Linked DNA regions of Homo sapiens: region 1 is linked to region 2. Evidence: chromatin contacts called from ENCODE Hi-C or POLR2A ChIA-PET data. All regions are on one chromosome and are shown on one strand. The core of a region is the stretch at or near the end of the contact, and the rest is flanking DNA. Distances in the headings are between cores, read along the strand shown. Region 1 has its middle 45 kb from the start of MIR4472-2. Region 2 has its middle 42 kb from the start of MED13L.

Region 1 (3,763 bases), core at 575-3,074, 63 kb after region 2:
ACCTCACTTCTACCGATCTCATTTTCCACGCACTTACAAACGGACCAGAGGTTGCAAAAGTGAGTCTCTCCTCGCTTCTACCGATCTCATTTTCCACGCACTTACAAACGGACCAGTGGTTGCAAAAGTGAGTCTCTCCTCGCTGAACTGCTCTGTTGTTTCCAGTTTCTGAGGGGCCATCTCGGGCAAGGCTTGGATGGGGCAGGGCCTTCTCTAGGTCTTGGGACCGCCCCTCATTGCAGGAGACAAAACTTCCCACATCCCACATCCAGGCTTCTCTGATGTCCCCTCCCCCGCACCCAACCCGCACCCATCTTCCCTGTTTCAACCCTCCAACTCCCCTCTCCCCAGCATCTCCAGGGGTCTGCGTTCTCCTTCCCAGCCCTGGGAGCTTTATTTCAAGCTGAGATACAATGACACATCATGTTCCTTTTCTCTTTCCTTCTTCTTTTTAATAAAGCTGTTTTGTGTCTCCACACCACCCCCCTTCTGCATTCCTTGCATCTTAGTCTTCCCGTCCCCCTCCTGTAGGAAATGTCTAGGATTCTCTCACTGGGGTGTAATGGTTAAATTGCTACCAGCTGATTAAACAGCAGCAGTCGAAGCTGTAATCCTCAGCGTTCAGGAACCTGGGAAGGCAGGGACGAGTGCCCTGACCGCTTAGCCCCTGCTGACCCCCCTGCCAGGCGCCCGCCCAGTTTCACCCCTTTCATTTGTCCCGGGTTGCTTAATAGAATCTGCTGGGAAGGGGCGAGGGGCTGAGAAGGAAGAGGAAGGAGGAGGGAAGAGGGAACAGGCAAGAGGGGAGGAGGAGAGGGTCCCTCCACCAGCTCTGGTTCAACCTCCAAGGAATGTTGCTCCCACCCCTGTCCCTTTCCTGCCCCCCTGTAAAACCACACACACACACACACACACACTCTCACACACGCACATACTCACATTAGCGTACACACTCACATGTTCACACACTTACAGATACTTGCATATACTCACAGCCACACACACACACCCACATGCTCCCTTGTTCATACACACAGCCACGCACACACTTTCTCAAACTCATACATACAGACACACATACACACTCATGCTCACACACAGTCACATATGCATAAACGCATGATCACACACACACAGCCACACACATTCACACACTTTGATACCCCCCAGAGCCAGTCTCTTTCTCATTCTCTGCAGAATGAAGACCACATGAAGGAGAAATCCCACCTGCCCTGCTGCTCCTCCTGGGAAAGCTTCCTCCCCGCACCTGCCCCCCATATAGGGAAGGGTCAGAAAGATGGGAACTGTGAGATCAGAGACCGGTCTGGGAAGCGGGAAAGTGCAGGCTTTGGGTGCAGGCAGCCAGCTGCAGGATCCTGGAGTCAGGACTTCCTTTCTTCCTGCCTCTCTGAGGATCGAGTGGGAAAAACACCCAGCCCAGTCAGGCAGGCACAAAACATGTGTTACCTCGATGATCTGTGCTGGGTGCTGGGGTGCAGTGCAGCTGGCATAGCCTTCTGCACCCTTGAAAGCAACGTGTCCCTTGGGCTCCTTGATGGACACTTCCCACCCTTGGCTCTTCACCTGCAAACTGACCTGTGACCATCATATGAGACCCTGGGTGTGCAAAGGTGTGGCCACAACTTAGCACATGCCAGGGTCCCACGACGATGGTTTTCCTGTATGATTAACGTTGCTGTCGATTCAGGCTCTGGACTAAGAATAGCAGGGGGCAGCCAGCCTCCTTGGGAAAGTTTATTTCCGTGGAAAGTATAGTTCAGATGAGTGAGGATCTGGCCTCGATTCATCCTCCCTCCCTCACACTTAGTCAGAAACCAGGGAAGGGCCTACTGGATGGAGGGGGAATTGGCTCACAAGCACTGGAAGTTTGCCACTGCTCCAAGTACGCTGCTCTCTGAAGCAACCTTTCTCTTTCCCCTGGGAGAAAAAAGCCTCCAAGCAGGGTGTAGGAGAGGGCAGAGGGAATGGCTGCCGAGGGCCCTAGGCCAGCCTTATTTCTGTGCAGCGGGTTGAATGGTGTCTCCCATTCATGTCCACCTGGAAACTCAGAATGTGACCTTTTTTGGAAACAGGGTCTTTGCAAATATCATTCAGGTAAGAATGAAGATGACATCATACTGGGTTAAGGTGAGCCTTTTTCTTTTCTTTTCTTTTCTTTTCTTTCTTCTTTCTTTCTTTTTTTTTTTTTTTGAAACAGAGTCTCACTCTGTCACCCAGGCTGGAGTGCAGTGGCGTGATCTCGACTCACTGCAACCTCCGTTTACCAGGTTCAAGTGATTCTCCTGCCTTAGCCTCCAGAGTAGCTGGGATTACAGGTGCCCACCACCACGCCCAGCTAATTTTTGTATTTTTAGTAGAGATGGGGTTTCACCATGTTGGCCAGGCTGGTCTTGAACTCCTGGCCTCAAGCGATCCTCTGGCCTCAGCCTCCCAAAATGCTGGGATTACAGGAATGAGCCACCATGCCCAGACCAAGGCGAGCCTTAAATCCAGTGTGAGTGTCCTAAAGAAAGCTAGAGAAGGACCTAGAGACTGTGAGGATAGAGGTCGACATTGGAGTGATGCAGCCGCGAGCTAAGGAACTCCAGGAGCCACCAGAAGCTGGAAGGATACTGGAAGTGACATTTTGATTTTGGACTTCTGGCCTCCAGAACTGGGAGAGTAACACATTTCTGTTGTTTTCAGCCATGCAGTGTGCGGTAATTTGTTACAGTAGCCACAAGAAACTAATATGCTTTGCAAAGCATGTGTCAATGATCCCATTTTACAGATAGGAAAACCAAGGCACAGCGAGGGAAAATTTGCCTAAAAATCACACAGTTGGTTGGAAGTGAAGCCAGGATTCCAGCCCAGGTCTGTGTGATTCCAGCACCTGGACCCTGGACCACCGAGTTCACAGAGAAGGGACATTTCTGCAGGGGAGAGCTGTGGTCAAAGAGAGGAATAAAGGCAAGTGTTGGCTTCCTCAGAAAGCGGCAAACAGACCGGCAAGGAAGCTGTGGCAAGGGGTCTGGGAGATGGGACCCACTGTCTCAGACATCTTCCCCTAGGCTTAGAGTCCACATCAGGGAAGGGTTGCTGAGAATTCCACTGGAGTGTCTCCCAACCCCTCCCCCACCCCTCAATCTGGAGAGCCAGGTGGTTATGAGACAAAGAAGCAAAGGACCTCTGGTCACAGCTGACCAGAACATTCTTCCTGTCTGGGAGCTGCCCTGATCTTGCAGTGGGCAGTGAGCTACTACACCTGCCCTCTGGGAGGCTGAGTATTTACCTAGAGGCACTGCTGGGGCTGCCGGCCTGGGAGCAAAATTTAAGGAGGCACTTGTTCTCAGGGCCATGCATGATGTTCAGGGTCGTGACTTGCGTGAACCTGAGAATGAGCGCCTCCTTAAAAATTGCACCTGGTTTGCCTGGCCCTATTCCTGGCCCCACCCCAGGGGTAATTTATCAGAGGAACAGAGGGTATTTGGGGTCCATTGGCAGCTGGTAGGTGCAGAGTCACACAGACCTGGGCTTGAATACTGACTTCAGTCACTTAATAGCTGGGTGACCATGTATGGGTCTATTCTTTTACTTGAGCTCAGTTTTCTCATCTATAAAATGGGGATTATAGAATAAAACTGACCTCATAGGTGGTTGTGGGATTAAATGAAGAGTGTCCACATAAAGTACCCGGCACTCAGTAATGTTAGCTTATTATTATCTTTTTTTTTTTTTTGGCAGCTTAGAAAGAGGAAGTTCG
Region 2 (3,981 bases), core at 1,425-3,924:
ACATGTGTGCCTTGAGCATTTTGGTAGAAGCCAGCATGGGGCCCTGACAATCTAATCATTTAGAGTAGACAGACTTTTTTTTTTTTTTTTTTCTGGACACAATCTCACTCTCTTGCTCAGGCTGAAGTGCAGTGGCTCGACCTTGGCTCACTGCAACCCCTGCCTCCCAGATTCAAGCGATTCTCCTTCTCAGCCTCCCAAGTAGCTGGGATTACAGACGCACTCCACCACACCCAGCTGGTTTTTGTATTTTTAGTAGAGATGAGGTTTTACCATGTTGGCCAGGCTGGTCTCGAACTCCTGACCTCAAGTGATCCGCCTGCCTTGGCCTCCCAAAGTGCTGGGATTATAGGCGTGAGCCACTGCACCCAGCCAACTAGACAGACTTGTGTTCAAATTCCAGCTTCCCCTTGAATAGCTGTGAAATCTTGGACAAGTTACTCAACCTCTCTGAGCCTCAGGTTCTTCGTATGGGAAACAGGGGTAGTGCTTTGCCTACCTCGGGAGATAGGGGGATGATTCATTAGCTATGCCTGGTATGTACCTGGCATGCAGAAATTGTTTCATGAACGTCTGCTGTGATGGCAAACCTTTCGGGTAGATCCATCTAGTTTCTCACGCGTGCGGCAAGCGGCTGCCGTGTTTACCGACCGTCCTGTGACTGTGGGGACTGGCAAAGCTAAATGGCCTGAGTGGGTTGAACTGTGGCCGCACCTGGTTAGCACCGTTCTTTTTCTTCTTCTGAAGGAAAGGCGTGGCTGTTCCGAGGTGCCTTGTGAAATAGCCAGCCGTCCTGGGCTGCCCTTTCACTGTTCCTGCTGAAGCCAAAGGTGCCAGAAAAGCCTAGACATTGAGCTCCGCGCTCCCCAGTCGTGACTCTGTGTCTACGACGAACTTTCTAAAGGCAGTGGCTTATAAACGAGCAGTACTGACTCCATGGCGGTTCCATCTACTTCCCGAGTGTGTCTGTGTTCAGAGCGCTCCGCCATCCACAACCTTCCTACTGACTGGTTAGAAGGAGTACCTCCTTTCCACTCACTTAAAAGGACATTTTTCCAATGAGAGCAGGTCATATTTCAGACTGCATTGCCAAGGTACCAGGAGCCAGTAAAAGGGGGCATTTAAAACGGTATTTATCTTGACTGGCAAAACAGGTCATGGCTGTAAAAGAAACAGCTCTGGAGAAGGAGGCAGCCTCGCCGACTCTGGGCTCCCTCTCCCTACCCCCCCTCCCCACACTGTTTAAAGCATTCTGGAGCCGCTGCCAACTTTCCTGGCAAAGCTCTTATTTCTTTACATGTATGTTGCATTCCATCTGTTTAATGTGCGTTCTGTGCCATTCACGGATTTTGGCAAGGTCTGGCGAGGTGGCATGGCACGCTCAGGCTTGTGCTAAGCCAAACAGGGCATGGGGGAGAGAGGGACTGGAGGCCGACGAAGGAGTCCCGCTTCTCCCTCTGGCTCGGGGAGGCCTGGAGTTGCAAAGACGGAATAGGAATTGCATAGCAGTTTTCCTCCAGACGTGATTGAATCGTGCGTGTGCCACTGTTGCATTTCACCCTCCACAGAGGGGTTTCGGGGTGCGGTTTTGCAGTTTCTGAAACACAGCCAGAAAAATCGAAATGATGAAGAAAGGTAACAGTAGGGAAACCCACTCGTACTCATGGATCTGGGGTTTCCCTAGAAACACTGCAAGGCCCGGAAGGCCAGAAAATGCTAACACCTGGATCCGATAGTCCCGACGCCTAAAGAAAAATTGATCTCAATCTTTGCATTATTCTCAACAACCATTAAGTACTTGGTTGGTGAAGCGGAGGCAACGTGCTGTGATTTGGATCCAATTTCATCCACTTGGAAGACAGGAAAGCCAGGTTTTATCCACTGCCAAAACATCTGGTGAATTCAGTTAAAAAAAAAAAAAAGCACCAGTTTGGTGGGGGAGAAAACAAAACCCTCTAGAAACAGTTGTTGGGTATTGGGCGACCAAAATCATTCTGTTGATTGACACCCAATGTTCACTTTTCCGTTGGTTGCTGGTTGAGTAGAGCTTTTCAGAATGGGGAAAGCAAGACTTAGGCGAGAGAAAGGCAGATGACGGGGTTAAAAACATGAACGTTCACACTTTAAGAAAAAGTTAAGTGCACATTTCTTGAGTCCAGCCAAGAAAATGAACAGAATCTCCCTGTTAAGAAGTGGAGTTACTCACCTGATTGAAGAGAGATGACACGGCACAGGGGAAAAAAAAAAAAAAGGTACAGGCTCCTAATAAGAAACAGCCGCATGTGGGATAAAATTAGTGCAAGTTGTATAATCCCAGTTGGCCAGTTGTAAGAACAGGGAGGAGAAAGGAGCAGGGGGAACATGTTTCAGATGTGATTCAAGAGGTCCTGGAGCCCGTCCTGACCCTCTGGGTTGGAATTTCTGACTCTCTTCTCTGCCTTGACTCAGAATAGGAAACCGAATCCTGACCGCGCGTTTCTTTTTATAGAATTAAACTTTCTTGCCAACTTCCTCCAGAGCACAAGATTACCCCTCATCGTCTCTAAACAATACGCCAATCATCAGATGGAAGTGAGGGGGTGCACTGTCCTATTTGCACCAAACATAACCCAGGCCCCCGAGCAGAAGACAAACAACAGGAACAGAGTTTGGCTTTTGTACTGGGCCTGGTAAATACAACATGTTCTTACAGGTTGGAAAACCGTCTGGTTCCTCTTTGTACTTTCCCACTTTCTCCCACTTCTTCTAACTTGAATCTCATCGTTCTGCTTCGACATTGGCCAAGTTCACATTTGCCAGTTGCCGAGTGGATAATGGATGGTTTGTAAGATGAGTCGTATGCTAGGGAGACAGGCAGCTGAATGTATACTGTCTGTGTGAGCAAATGACTTCTTTTGAACCTGAATCCCCACCCGGCCCCATAGGCCATCCATGTGCTGATAGACATTGAAGAAGATGACAACAGAATGACTTAATGCCCATTCATTCAGTCGTCATATTTGTGCTGGCGAGGGAAACCTGCAGAAGCTCCCTTGCCCTGATAATCAGTTAGGAGGGGTCAGTCCTTGTGTGTAAGGTATGCTGGTGCTTGGAAGCCCAAAGGGGACATTAATAGAATGCAAAGTGTTTGGTAGTCCCTCATTAAAAATGGATTTTGTTTTCAGTGCTTTGAGGATGGGAATAGTGAAGTTGGAAACTGTGCTTGTAATTGGGAGCAGGTCTCCTGCCAGATTCTAACAGCTTTAAGGGATATCCAGTTTTGGGTTTACAGTACTACATTCTGGCTCATTGAAATTGCATCTAAACGTTGCCAGAATGTGTCATAAACTACAAAATCTGTACAAAAATATATTGACATAATGACTCTGTAGCCTTAAGTCAGAGGGGTGGGGGAGCCATGTGGCCCCATCAGCATTGTTCTTGCTCTGTCTCACAGCAGACTTGGGTCACCTGGGACAATTACCATTCATGGGATTCCGACCCTGGTCTGACCAGTTCTCTCAGCTGCTTAGAACAGCCTCACCCTGTCCCATGGTCACAAATAGCATCCCTGCCTGTGCCACACCAGATAAGGGGCTGGGGATCAAGCCCAGCAGAACCGTTCCCACTTGTTCCTAGAATAAAGTCCCTCATGTCCTGCTGGCCTCACCATTCTCAGTTCTGATCACTCTTCGCTCGCTGAACTCCAGACACAAAGCATCTTCTTTTTTTTTTAGACAGAGTCTCGATCAGTTGCCCAGGCTGGAGTGCAGTGGTGCAATCTTGGCTCAGCAACCTCTGCCTCCCATGCTCAAGTGATTCTCTTGCCTCAGCCTCCCCAGTAGCTGGGACTATAGGTGCCCACCACCACACCCGGCTAATTTTTGTATTTTTAGTAGAGATGGGGTTTCATCATGTTGGCCAGGCTGGTCTCGAACTCCTGACCTCAAATGATCCACCCGCCTCGACCTCCCAAAGTGCTGGGATTATAGGCGTGAGCCA

Evidence for each region. Hi-C counts contacts between places; a loop is a spot of excess contacts on that map. ChIA-PET counts read pairs that join two places held with the same protein, here RNA polymerase II (POLR2A). Pooled maps may share reads with other maps.
Region 1: a map of tibial artery shows a loop between it and region 2 (2.0-fold over the local background). The contact joins two enhancer-like sites. A Hi-C loop is called at or near these places in 7 of 168 maps with a recorded cell type or tissue (PC-3, aorta, ascending aorta and 3 more) and 10 of 50 pooled maps. POLR2A ChIA-PET finds 5 or more read pairs at or near these places in 9 of 52 experiments (A549, BJ, HEK293 and 5 more).

What each region holds. Positions count from the first base shown.
Region 1 is chr12:116,381,552-116,385,314 of GRCh38, forward strand. No RefSeq gene overlaps it. Among named protein-coding and RNA genes, the nearest start is that of MIR4472-2, 45 kb to the right of the region's middle. RefSeq lists an enhancer at 1,358-2,034. Within about 2 kb of position 1,825, at least 8 of the 41 ENCODE cell types and tissues checked have a DNase peak (open chromatin) inside an H3K27ac peak, as active enhancers do; they include PC-3, ascending aorta and tibial artery, where a contact is called at or near this core.
Region 2 is chr12:116,317,622-116,321,602 of GRCh38, forward strand. No RefSeq gene overlaps it. Among named protein-coding and RNA genes, the nearest start is that of MED13L, 42 kb to the left of the region's middle. Within about 2 kb of position 2,675, at least 18 of the 41 ENCODE cell types and tissues checked have a DNase peak (open chromatin) inside an H3K27ac peak, as active enhancers do; they include PC-3, ascending aorta and tibial artery, where a contact is called at or near this core.